2 separate regions of the Homo sapiens genome follow, and region 2 is linked to region 1. The links are chromatin loops, found by intact Hi-C in ENCODE. Cell type or tissue: prostate gland. All regions are shown on one strand. Region 1 overlaps ERI2 (ERI1 exoribonuclease family member 2). Region 2 overlaps LYRM1 (LYR motif containing 1).

Region 1 (2,500 bases):
ATATTTGGTTTCCAGTTACTATAAAATGTTTGGTTTCTCAATAACATTAATATTTTCCTAGAATATAGAAAATATAGTCCTTGTAATTTAACATGTTACTCTTCTTTCTGAAATAAGGTTTTACTGGGTGTTTAAGAAATCATTTTGAAATTTAGTCATCAACCTAACTTGTTAATAGTAAGTTATATAAAGTGAATAATTTTTAGATATTAGCAGAGCAATGAAATCATACTGTTCTATTTTATATGATCTTCTAGCATTCTATTTGTAAATGGTGGCAGCATAAGTAAAAAATGCTGGCATCATTGACTTTGTTCTATTTTAATGTACCTAATGCAGACTGGGACTTGGGGGTTTGCCTGGAGTATGAGTGTAAAAGAAAGCAGCTGTTAAAACCTGTGTTTTTAAATTCTTGGATTGATCTCAGAGCAACTTACAAGGTAATGGTAAAAAATGGGGGCATGTTTACTTTTTTCTATGGAAAAATGATTAACTTTTATCCTACACATGGGCATGGGTTTCTGCAAAGAAGATACTTTCTTTTGTACTGGTCACATAAATGCATTTCTTAAAGTATTTAAAAACAACACACAAAAAATAAGCACATTCTAAATCTAATAGAACTAAAAATTATGAAAAGTGTTTAATACATAGTCTTTAAAATAGTAATCTTCTTTTAAATATATCTTTTTTTATTGGTTAGCTTTTCTATAGGAGAAAACCAAAAGGACTAAGTGGTGCCTTGCAGGAAGTAGGAATAGAATTCTCAGGACGAGAACATTCTGGTTAGTATACATTAAAAATTATGTAAGCCATTTGACTTTTAAAAAATACTTCATATGAATTTCATTTTTTGGTAATGTCATTAGTAAGGGATATCTTCAGCCTAAAAAAAAAAAACTCCTAATCTAAACAATTCACATTGTTTCTAAGACTTTCAAATTACCACTTTCATAAACTATTGTAAGATACACTGCCATCTAGTGGCTTTCTAGTTGCTAAGAAGAATGAAAAGAATGAGCCAAATCAAATGGAGATTAAACAAGTGCTCAAATAATAGAATGGACTAGTGAAAAAACTGAACAAGACTATTAGATTATTCACAAATCCTGGTTCCTGCAGAACGCTGGCCACATTTTGGGGAACTGTCTAATACATTTTCATATCCTCCTCTATAAATGTGGACGAGCTTGTCTTTCACTGGTAATGCTGCCATAGCCTTCCACTTCCAAGACCAGTTTATCATGATTAAAATTAGTAGATGGTCATAAAACTAAAACTGTGTTCCAATTTCTACACAAGTGGTGTTTTTCTTTTTAAGTTATTTCTTTAGTACTAAGGAAATAGTACTAGTACCACTAAATTCAGTGTTTGATATCTGTATCCTCAGGGTTGGACGATTCTCGGAATACTGCCCTTCTTGCTTGGAAAATGATCAGAGATGGTTGTGTAATGAAAATTACAAGGTCGTTGAACAAGGTTAGTAGTGTCTTGCCTTTTTATTCTGTCATCTCAAACTTCATAAACAGTCATACGTTCTTTGAAACGTAGATTTAATGTGTGCAGTCATTTATAAATCAATGACATTTCTCTTTTTTGTCATAAAACTGTATACTGAAGAAATTAACGAATGCACAGTTTCTAAAGCTGTTGCATTTGTCTGTGGAATCATAGGTTCCCACTAAGAAGAATTTCAGCATTCTGGCCAGAAATTTGAATACAATTCAAGTTGAAGAAATGTCTGCCTGTAACATTAGCATCCAGGGTCCCAGCATATATAATAAGGAGCCTAAAAATATAATAAATCCTCATGAAAAAGTTCAAATGAAGTCAATTTGTGCAAATTCTCCTATAAAGGCACAACAGGATCAATTACAAGTAAAAAACAATATAAAAGCAAGTCTTCACAATGTCAAAAGTTCCTTACCTCTTTTTAATACTAAGTCCTCTACTTCTGTGGGGCAGTTGCAGTCTCCTACCTTGAATTCACCTATCTATATGCAAAAGCAAGGAAAAAATGAACATCTTGCATTTAATACCAAATCTAAGGCTTCAACAGTTGGTTCAGAATTGGTACTTGTTTCTACCACCGTTCCAACTGTTCATCATGTTTCTGATTTGGAAATGAGCTCTACTCTGGACTGTTTACCTGTGTTGGCTGATTGGGAGGATGTGGTTTTACTGCCAGCATCTCAGCCTGAGGAAAACGTAGACTGTACAGTTCCCATTAGTGACTCAGACTTAGAGATTTCATTTAATTCTGGAGAAAGATTAATGGTTTTGAAAGAATTGGAAATGTCAAGTCATGAAAACTTTGGAGACATAGAGGAAACTCCTCAAAAATCTGAGACTTCTAAGTCTATTGTGTACAAGAGTCCTCACACTACTATTTATAATGTAAAAGAAGCCAAAGATCCAGGTTCAGATATTTCTGCCTTTAAGTTACCTGAACACAAATCAAGTACCTTCAACAGAGTTAATGCCAATATGTCTCATCCTT
Region 2 (2,500 bases), 110 kb before region 1:
GGTGCAATCTCGGCTCACTGGAAGCTCCGCCTCCCGGGTTCACGCCATTCTCCTGCCTCAGCCGCCCGAGTAGCTGGGACTACAGGCGCCCGCCACCACGCCTGGCTAATTTTTTGTATTTTTAGTAGAGACAGGGTTTCACCGTGGTCTCGATCTCCTGACCTCGTGATCTGCCCGCCTCGGCCTCCCAAAGTGCTGGGATTACAAGCGTGAGCCACCGTGCCCAGCTGATGTACAGTTTTTTAATTAAGACCTTTAATTAGTCTAGAAATAATTGCTCTTTCTCAACAAATCTGTTGGGTAGCATTGCTGAAACCATCTAATAGAAACACCGTATCTCTCAACTGGCTTTGTAATTCATCCCGAGGTTGAGGGTTGCTTAACCACATCGTTTGCCATGGTGGCCACATTTATGAACACGGCAAAACCAAAGCTCACACTTATTATTCTTTAAGCCAGTCCAGTAAAATTATATTACTCACCTGAATGCCTAGGTGAAGGCATATTTTTGATAACTGAATTTTCTAGTTAAGGGAGAAATGGAATTTAATCCACTGGTTACAAACTCAAGTGCCTCTGCGGCCTGGCAGGTAATATAAATGAGAGGACTTGCTTGGATGGGGACAGTGGCCACCTGGACAGGAAATGCCCCCTTGAAAGGGAACAGTTGCCATTCAGCTCCAGCCAGCAGCTGCCATGTAGAAAGAAGTGCCTAGGAATGCCAGATTTCCTGATAGCTTAAAAATAGGTGGCAATCCAGATTTTAAAAATATGACATCTCAAAAAAACACACTAAGTCATTATTTTTGAAAATGTGAGGCCAGGCGTGGTGGCTCACGCCTGTAATCCTAGCACTCTGGGAGGCTGAGGCAAGTGGATTGCTTGACCTCGGGAGTTCAAGACTAGCCTGGGCAACATGGTGAAACCTTGTCTCTACTAAAATACAAAAAAAAAAAAAAAAAAATTAGCCAGGTGTGGCGGCATGTGCCTGTAGTCCCAGCTACTTGGGAGGCTGAGTCAGGAGAATTGCTTGAACCCCAGAGGCAGAGGTTGCAGTGAGCCAAGATTGCACCATTGCACTCCAGCCTGGGCAACAGAGTGAAACTCCGTCTCCAAAAAGAAAAAAAAAAAAAAAAAAAAAAGTGACGACTGTACAGGCCAAACAAAATGAGTCTGTAGGCTCAGTTCCACCCAGAGGTTGTCAGGTTGCAACCTCTCTTTTAGTCTGTCACAACCTTTTTGGAAATATTTCTCAAAATCGTTGGTCTACTTTCTTGTCCAATAAGTATAATTAAAAATCTTTCTGATGACTGGCCGGGTGCAGTGGCTCATGCCTGTTATCCCAGCACTTTGGGAGGCTGAGGTGGGTGGATCACGAGGTCAGGAGATTGAGACCATCCTGGCTAACACGGTGAAACCCCGTCTCTACTAAAAATACAAAAAATTAGCTGGGCGTTGTGGTGAGTGCCTATCGTCCCAGCTACTCAGAAGGCTGAGGCAGGAGAATGGTATGAACCCGGGAGGCGGAGCTTGCAGTAAGCTGAGATCCGGCCACTGCACTCCAGCCTGGGTGACAGAGCGAGACTCTGTCTCAAAAAAAAGAAAAAAAAAAAATCTTTCTGATGACTGAAGATCTCAAGGCCCCTCTGGGTTTTTAGTCTCAAACATCAGTTTTAATTTCAGAAGATGTGGCCAAGAGAGAACGGACGTAGGTATATTCTGTAAAGCTAATTGTATTTTTCAAAAGCATAATTCCCAGTATCTTTAAATTCTTATTACAAAATATTTCAGATACAAAAAGATATAGAGGCCAGGTACAGTGGCTCATGCCTGTAATCCCAGCAGTTTGGGAGGCCGAGGCAGGTGGATCACTTGAGGTAAGGAGTTCAAGACCAGCCTGGGCAACATGGTGAAACCCAGTCTCTACTAAAAATACAAAAATTAGCCAGGTGTGGTGGCAACCACCTGTAATCCCAGCTATTTGGAGGCTGAGGCACGAGAATCACCTGAACCCAGGAGGTGAAGGTTGCAGTGTGCCAAGATCACGCCACTGTATTCCAGCCTGGGCAACAGTGACTCTGTCTCCAAAAAAAAAAAAAAAACAAAGAAAAGATACTGAGACCAATATAATAGCCATACAGTTACAACAGACCTTAAAGAATAAATTATGTATCCAGTAGAAACCCCCACTGTACCCCTTCCAAATAACATTTCCCTTCCTCTCCTAGAAGGAATCACTATGCTGAATTTATTGTTTATTGTGCATATCTTTACACATAACATTTATAGTATTGCTTTGCAAGTTTTATTTATTTATTTAATTATTATTATTATTATTATTATTATTATTTTTGAGACAGAGTTTCGCTTTTGTTGCCCAGGCTGGAGTGCAATGGCGCAATCTCGGCTCACTGCAACCTCCGCCTCCCAGGTTCAAGTGATTATCCTGACTCAGCCTCCCAATTAGCTGGGATTACAGGTGCGCACCATCACGCCTGGC

The links. Peaks named below come from ENCODE experiments on the same cell type or tissue, not always from the same donor. Only the 100,000 strongest peaks of a DNase experiment are listed, where the experiment ranks them.
Region 2: a loop joins it to region 1, with 2.6 times the contacts of the local background. A loop is called at or near these places in 22 of 110 quality-filtered maps.

The regions. Positions count from the first base shown.
Region 1 is chr16:20,798,242-20,800,741 of GRCh38, reverse strand. ERI2 (ERI1 exoribonuclease family member 2) reads left to right here. Exons shown (of 9, transcript NM_001142725.2): 6 at 340-440; 7 at 704-785; 8 at 1,391-1,479; 9 at 1,675-2,500. Among named protein-coding and RNA genes, the nearest start is that of ERI2, 7.0 kb to the left of the region's middle. In prostate gland, a CTCF peak has its summit at 982 (motif pointing left); no DNase peak of the experiment used is centred here.
Region 2 is chr16:20,912,920-20,915,419 of GRCh38, reverse strand. The region is part of intron 1 of LYRM1 (LYR motif containing 1); the gene reads right to left. Among named protein-coding and RNA genes, the nearest start is that of LYRM1, 13 kb to the right of the region's middle. In prostate gland, no CTCF peak of the experiment used is centred here; a DNase peak (open chromatin) is centred at 1,509.